3 separate regions of the Mus musculus genome follow, and all the other regions are linked to region 1. Evidence: chromatin loops called from intact Hi-C (ENCODE). Cell type or tissue: left cerebral cortex. All regions are shown on one strand.

Region 1 (2,500 bases):
ACACAGACACACATAAATGAAGAAGATAATCTAACACTATGTAAATATCCCGTTTCTCTGCAAATTTTCAATAACTATGCAACTATGAATAGATCCGACCTGTGAGGACTACTTTGTGATGTTTAGTGATTTTCTATTTGTGCAATTTCTTTTTTTGTTTTCAAGAATGGTTCTGAATGCCATGTAGTCCAAATCGGCCTCAAAACTTGCTCTGCATCCAAGGATGAGCCCCGAGCTGCTTGCTCCTCCCACCAAACGCTGAGATGACGCAGACAGTCTTAAAGGCTCTCGAGACAATTCCAATGTGCAGTAGCTTTGCATACCAATGGCCTATCACAAATAATACTTTACAGAAACACAGGAAATTCATGATTTAAATACAAGAAACAGGTTATACAGATGAGTGAGCTAGCACCCAACTGTAACTTTAAACAGTTATTTTTCAAATAAACAATCACATTGAAAACAGTGCCAAGCAACTACTACTACAAAGCTGCAAAATTACTGTAAAGAAAATAATTAAGAAGATACTGAATGTTCAAAGCATTAACACCTTACAAATCTCGCCCCTCACCTAAAACAAAATGATCGTACGTTTAGAAACCTTTTACACTTAAGTCAGGCGTCCTTGTGCTCTGGCGTGGCTTTTCTGTAGTACTGGAACAGATAAAGCTAGAAGGTGGCAAATGTATTGTCGCAATCAATACAGGATAAGTACCATATTCAATATAAATATCAGAGGTAAAACTGGAAGCGAAGCTGTGATTTAAGGGCAACAATTTACTAAGTGGAAAAACACCTCCTAAAACATATGCAGGATAAGAGATGATACAGCCTTAAGTCTTTTATGTGTTCCTTTCGTACTTTTATGTATTGGCAAAGTCTGCACAATGCCAAAACGTAAAAGACTACGTAAATTTGGGATGGGTTTTGTTTCGTGAGGCAGGGTCTCACTTTGCAGCTCAGTCTGGCCTCAAACTGGAAGCAATCCTCCTGCCTCAGCCTCCCAGAGGTATAGTTGGGATGCGTTTTCCAACATCTCAGTTCATCCCATTCTGTACAAAAGCACGTTTGGGAGTCGGTCGTGTAGTAAGACGCACGAGAAAATATGGACCAGTGAAGAGGAAGGTTTAAAAATTACAAGAAAAACTCTTTCTACAAGAAAACTCTCCTTAGAGACACTCTTAGAGCCTTCTCTCCCAGTAAGCATGCTTTTCATTTCGGCCCAGTCACCCCCAAGTAAAAGCGACAGCCAAGGCTTCAAAAGCCATCCGATATAGCGATCCCGAGCCGTGTTTTAATGTCCTTACCAAGGCGACACCTGTCAAAACTGCCAAGAGCGAAGCTGCGGGCTCCGGGCGGAGTCCAATGACAGCGTCTAGATGTCGTCGTCGCCTTCCCAGGAGCAAGTGAGTGTAATCTGATAACACAGATCCGAGTAGGTAGCCCTAGGCTCCCGCCGAGCCAACAGCCCTTCCAGCCTGCAGGTTTACGCCCCACAGCAAGCCCAGAGGAAATTTGGAGTTCAGCACCGCGCGCGCCGCGAGGGACGGTTGACGCGCCTGCGCACCGCGGAACTTCCGTTCCCCAGCCCCGCCCCGCCAGGCGCGGCCGTCACCCGAAGCGGCCACTTCCGCGCGCGCATGCGCCGTGGCGGCTCCGGCGCATGCGCAGCGCTGGGTTCTTCCCAGCTCCAACTTCTGGGACTCACGCTCCTCCCTCCCGTTTCCCCACCCCCAGCCCGCCGCGGCCCGGTATCAACGTGTGGTCCCGCCAGGGGAACTGTGCGTAACCTCGTGCTCCCGGGACGCCGGTGGGGTTCCCGGCTCTAGCCATGGAGATGGAGCAAGTGAACGCGCTGTGCGAGGAGCTAGTGAAAGCGGTGACGGTCATGATGGACCCCAGCTCTACCCAGCGCTACCGGCTGGAAGCCCTCAAGGTAGCTGGGGTCCTGGCGGCCTGGGCCTGCCCCGAGAACCCTATCCCAGGCTTCCCTCACGGCCTCTCCAAACTCAGTTTGTCTCCTGCCTATGCGGCCTTTGATCTTCCCACTGCCCGTGGGGAGGGTGGCTTCTGGTCGCGGCCCTCACCTCCTCCCACTTGAGTCTTTTCTTGCCTGCGCGCTTGCCTTTGCATCACACGCAAGGGTCCCTAACTGTTGCACATCTCCTCGCCATGTCTCAGTGGCTTTTTTGCCCACTCCTCACTTCTCTTCACTCTAGATCACACCGCGGTCTCCACCCACGCAGGCTGTGCCGGCTCTGACGCCGGGGCAAACCCCACATTCCCTGGCGTTCCGGGAGCGCACGTGCAAATTCCTGCCCCAGTGCCACCTTCATTCTTCCCTGCTGATCACTCCAGACTTGTGCTGATTCTAGATCCCCGTGTGTCCATTTTCTTACATCCTTACATACCTCTATCTTTCGAGTCTTGGCCATCTCTGGGCTAATTTGTGACGCTCCTTCCTCGTTTATACCTGTGAGATAGTCTCCGGCTGTTT
Region 2 (2,500 bases), 190 kb after region 1:
TTATACTTGATAGAGTAAAATTTTTATTTCAGTGGTGTTTGATTTCAGAGGTCATTCTTAGTTTATTTTGTTTCATAATACATTAAATCCTCAACATTATCCATATTTCTTTTTCTTTAAAGATTTATTTATTTTTATGTATATGAGTACACTGTAGCTGTACAGATGGTTGTGAGCCTCCATGTGGTTGTTGGGAATTGTATTTAGGACCTCTGCTCACTCCAGTCAACCCCACTCTCTCCCGTCTGCCCCGCTCACTCAGTCCCTGCTCGCTCTGGCCCAAAGACTTATTTATTATTATACATAAGTACACTGTAGCTGTCTTCAGACACACCAGAAGAGGGCGTCAGATCTCATTACAGATGGTTGTGAGCTACCATGTGGTTGCTGGGATTTGAATTCAGGACCTTTGGAAGAGCAATCAGTGCTCTTTCCCAAGCCACCTTGCCAGCCTCGTATTTCTTTTCTTTTCTTTTCTTTTTTTTTGGGGGGGGGGGGGAGGTTCGAGACAGGGTTTCTCTGTATAGCCCTGGCCAGGCTGGCCTTGAACTCAGAAATCCACCTGCCTCTGCCTCCCGAGTACTGGGATTAAAGGCGTGTGTCAGCACTGCTCGGCTCCCATGTTTCTTTTTAAAGGTAATTTCTGTGGGGCTAAAGAGATAGATCACTGGTTAAGAGCACTGGCTTGGGGGCTGGAGAGATGGCTCAGTGTTTAAGAACACTGATTGCTCTCCCAGAGGTTCTGAGTTCAATTCCCAGAAACTACATGGTAGCTCACAACCATCTGTAATGGGATCCAATGCTCTTTTCTGGTGTCTCTGAAGACAGGAGCATTGTACTCATATACATTAAATAAATAAATCTTTAAAAAAGAGAGAGAGTGTGTGTGTGCACTGGCTTTTCTTCTAAATCACCCAGGTTTGATTCCTAACCACCTCCATGGCAGCTCATAAGCATGTATAACTCTAGTTCCAGGGTATCCGATGCCCTCTACTGGCCTCCAGTGGCACCATGCTTGGATTTGGTGCACAGACAGACTTGAAGACAAAACATCTGTGCACATAAAGATATCTAATACTTTTAAAAGGTCATTTGTAGAAACACAAAAGTTATTAGAAACAATAACCTAGGCGACTGGAGAGAGAGCATTGTGGTTGAGACCCTTCACTGACCCTTTAGAGGACCTAAGTTACATTTCCAGCTCTCAACGCCTAGAACTCCAGCTGCAGACGACCCCAAATTCTGCCTTCCTGGGCATAATAGAACATATGAACCCACATAAATAAACAAATTAAAATAAATCTTTTTAAAATTAAAAAAGAAACAGTTATTAATAATTTTTCATTAATAATAATGAATGGTAATTCATTCTGGATTTTTTATAAAGCTTTTTATGATTATTTTTATGTGCATTGATGTTTTTCCTTCATCTATGTCTGTCAGATCCCCTGAAATTGGTGTTATAGGTAGTTGTAAGCTGCTACGTGGTTGCTGGGAATTGAATCCGTGTCCTGTAGAAGAGCAGTCAGTGCTCTTAACCACTGAGCCATCTCTCCAGTCTCAGATTTTATTTTATTTTATTGAGACTGAGTTCCACCTTAAAACCCTGCCTGGCCTGGAACTCATTCTATCCAATCTGGACTCAAACTTATGGAGATAATCTTGCCTCAGCTTCCTAGCTTCTAAGATGACCTGGTTTCTTTTTCTCTCCCTCCCTGTCTATCTGCCTGCCTGCCTGCCTTCCTTCTTTCCTTTTTCCTGTTTTCCTAGATGAAATTAGATTTCTAAAATTGTAGAAGACTCCTGGCCAGCAAGACAGCTGAGCAGGTAAAAGAACTTGCTAGTAAGTAAGCCTGAGGGCCTGAGCTACTTAGAACACATAGAATAGAAGGAGAGAACCAACTTCCACAGATTGTCCTCTGACCTCCACACATGTGCCCAAGTACATGCACACACGTATACATACAAAAAAAATGTAATGCAATTTCAAAATCTAGAGGAGCCGGGCAGTGGTAGCACACATATTTAATCCTAGCATGTGGGAGGCAGAGCCAGGTGGATCTCTTAGGAGTCTACAAAGCTTGTCCAAAGTGGATCTCTGGTCTACAAAGCTTGTTCTTTGACAGCAGGAGCTACACAGAAAAACCCTGTCCTGGAAAACAAAACAAAAAAATCCTAGAGGACCTTTATTTCTATCTACAATTTATATCAGAATCCTTGTGGTTTGGGTCTTAGAAGTTCTGTGGCCATAGTGCTGCCAAATGGCTTAATTTTTTTTATCTGCCTCTGGGCTAGAAGGGAAACTACCTCATCCTGAATTTTGATTTTTATGCTGCAAAGGTCTGAGACCTTTGTATTTCTGAACAATAAAAATTCACAGTGAGCCAGAGCATCACTTATTTCTGAGTCCTTTAGTTACCCAGGCAAGGCAGGAAGGAACAGGGCCAAACAGTTCTTAGTAATTCTTATAATGAAACTTTCCCCCAGGAGAACTAGGTCA
Region 3 (2,500 bases), 130 kb after region 1:
TTTTTTTTTTTTTTTGACAGGCGCTCTCTTATTAGCCCTGCCTGGCCTGGAACTCACTTTGTAGACCAGGCTGGCCTTGGACTCACAGGCATCCATCCACCTGCCTCTGTCTCCCAAGAGTTGGGATTAAAGGCTTCACATGCCTGACCTGAGCAGGCTTGCTGTGGGTGTCTGTACTAACCTCTTCTAGGCTTTTGCTTCATTCTGCAAAAGGGACAGAAGGACTTAACTTGGCCATCCAAGAACTAAATATAAAATCAAGGCGAGTGTAGCACCAACACCTCACAACACAAAGCCAAGTTAGTTCTAAGATTTTGATTTCGTTACTCTTCTTCCTACAGCTTCTCTCCAGCAGAGTCTACATGGGCTTTTAGCCTAGGGATAGCAGGGCTTGCTGGATGGAAGTGGCGTGCCACTGGCCCTATACAAGCATCCTTTTTTTTTTTTTTTTTTTTTTTTTTTGCTAAAACGTTTATCTAAGTTTGCCTCCAATTCATGGCAGCTCCACTAGGACATTTAAAACTCTGCAAGAGAGATGCATTGGCAACTTTAAGGATATGACAGGCGCCGCACTCGGTGTTTAAACGCCTTGTGTCATTGAACCCGCTCAAAACTGCGGAGACTCCGAGAAGGTAGGTGGCTTGCTCAACTGAGTGCGAACAGTCAGCTTTTATTCTGCTTCTGCCCTACAGAGACCTCGCAATCCCAGGGACATCTGGGAGCGATGTGAGTTGGTGCCTCGTTGCAGTCTCACCTTGGGGTGCCCAAGTGGCAGGCACTGAGGACGGCGAGGAGCGCGTGGGGAAGGGCGCTGAGCACCAGCTGGGTGAAGCAGTGGCCCGTCGTGTCCCCTTCCCACAGCGGGAGCGGCCGCGCCGCGTCCGTGCCACACAGCTGGGCCAGGAGCCCCTCCATAGACACCTCACCCGGGCGGAAGCCAAGAGTGACAAGGCTCGGGGACTGAGTCCCCCGCTGAATCCCCGCCCCCTAGGCGGGACCGCCCCTTGCTTCCGCTTCGAGCTAGAGCCCGCCCATTCTTGAGGTACTTCCGGGGCTGGAGAGGAAGTCGCTGTCCCCGGGGCAGGCCAGTTTCTAGATCCTGGTACTTACGTTCACCCTCCTGTCTCCCGCACTTGGAAACCTAAGCGCCTTTGAGCTGTTTTAATATCTCAAGTGTTTGTGGGTGAGAAAGGACGCGCTGCCAGGTCAGGGTGCTGCGCCACGATGCTAGGGCCCTCTAGAGGCAGGAAGACCTGTTAACGGGTGCTGTTCGCAGTTTTTGGTTATTTTCGCCCATGGGGGTAAGGATGCTCTAACGCGTGCCAGCCTCTGCGCGTGCGTACAGCTCTGCCTCGGGGAGCTGTCCCGGGAGCGCGATGGTGTTTGCGCACGTTTCTGTCTTTTGGCTTGCGCAGTGACCCACCCAGTCCTGTCCTTGTGCAAATTCATTAAGACCCTGGCACGTGGAGCGCTCGCTCTCGCTTACCTATTGCATACTAGTTGACAAATGCACAGCGTTTAAAGAGCTGGAAATCCAAACATGCCTGCCACGCTGAGGAATGCTTGAGGACAAAAGGCTATTCCTGTATCCTAAGGCTACAAGATCTTGAAAGTATCCAACTTACTTGAGCCTTGGTTTTTTGTTTTTTGTTTTTTTTTTTTTTGGCTTTTTTTTTTTTCGATTGAGATGATAATACCAACCCAAGTATTGTGAAATTTGTATAATTTAAAATGTTTATGTCAAGGCCTTAAAATGTTTATGTCTAAAGCTGTGGCTCAAAGATTAAGAAGAGTGCTTCCTGCTCTTGCACAGGACCTGGATTTGATTTCCAGCACCCGTGTAAGAAGGCTCCAGCTCCAGGGATCCAAGGCCTTCTTGGTCTCTGTAAGCACCTGCACACACATACATATAAACTTTAAAAAAAAAGTGTTCAGGTCACGTGCTTTGCTTAGTCATTCCTAAATATTTCAGAGTGATGGGAAGAACGGAAACTTTTGGTTATCCAGATAGATGTTGGTTCGGACCCTGACCCACCAATTTTAGCAGCGCGATGAGATTAGTTTCATTTTAGCTTTATGTTTGCAAGGTGTATATTGGTACTGACTTCATGAGAGTGTTCAGTGTTGTGGGAATAGTTTGGGTTTTTTTCCCCCCAAAATATTTGCCTTCAGAAACTGAAGACCTTGAAACCAAATTAAAGATTTGAGACATTTAAAATTATGTACCTGTCTTGTTTCCCTACTGTGTATTCAATCTGTTTAAATTTATTTAAAAATATTTCTAGAAGAAAGTCCTTATTCCTTTCACATGCCATGTTTTCTGATATATATATATCCCTTATTAATCATACACACAGTACACAGATAAATGACATATTAGACAACAGAGACAGAAGGTACAGGGAGAGAAATGAATTCAAAATCTTTTTTTTTGTTGTTTTTTGTTTTTCAAGACAGGGTTTCTCTGTGTAGCCCTGGCTGTCCTGGAACTCACTCTGTA

What was found. Hi-C counts contacts between places; a loop is a spot of excess contacts. Peaks named below come from ENCODE experiments on the same cell type or tissue, not always from the same donor. Only the 100,000 strongest peaks of a DNase experiment are listed, where the experiment ranks them.
Region 2: a loop joins it to region 1, with 2.2 times the contacts of the local background. A loop is called at or near these places in 1 of 42 quality-filtered maps.
Region 3: it touches region 1 in a loop (2.7-fold over the local background); 1 of 42 quality-filtered maps calls a loop at or near these places.

Annotation. Positions count from the first base shown.
Region 1 is chr17:46,201,087-46,203,586 of GRCm38, forward strand. Polh (polymerase (DNA directed), eta (RAD 30 related)) reads right to left here and starts at 1,555. Exons shown (of 11, transcript NM_030715.4): 1 at 1,311-1,555. It overlaps Xpo5 (exportin 5), which reads left to right and starts at 1,725. Exons shown (of 32, transcript NM_028198.3): 1 at 1,725-1,939. The coding sequence starts at 1,835. In left cerebral cortex, a CTCF peak has its summit at 1,489; DNase peaks (open chromatin) are centred at 218, 1,616, 2,181 and 2,218; H3K4me3 peaks cover 1,971 bases; H3K27ac peaks cover 1,199 bases.
Region 2 is chr17:46,392,230-46,394,729 of GRCm38, forward strand. All of the region lies in intron 2 of Zfp318 (zinc finger protein 318), which reads left to right. Among named protein-coding and RNA genes, the nearest start is that of Zfp318, 9.7 kb to the left of the region's middle. In left cerebral cortex, a CTCF peak has its summit at 1,003 (motif pointing left); a DNase peak (open chromatin) is centred at 987.
Region 3 is chr17:46,327,018-46,329,517 of GRCm38, forward strand. It overlaps Abcc10 (ATP-binding cassette, sub-family C (CFTR/MRP), member 10), which reads right to left and starts at 1,006. Exons shown (of 21, transcript NM_170680.2): 1 at 755-1,006. The coding sequence starts at 915. In left cerebral cortex, CTCF peaks have their summits at 498 and 1,244 (motif pointing left); a DNase peak (open chromatin) is centred at 1,122; H3K4me3 peaks cover 1,612 bases; H3K27ac peaks cover 1,529 bases.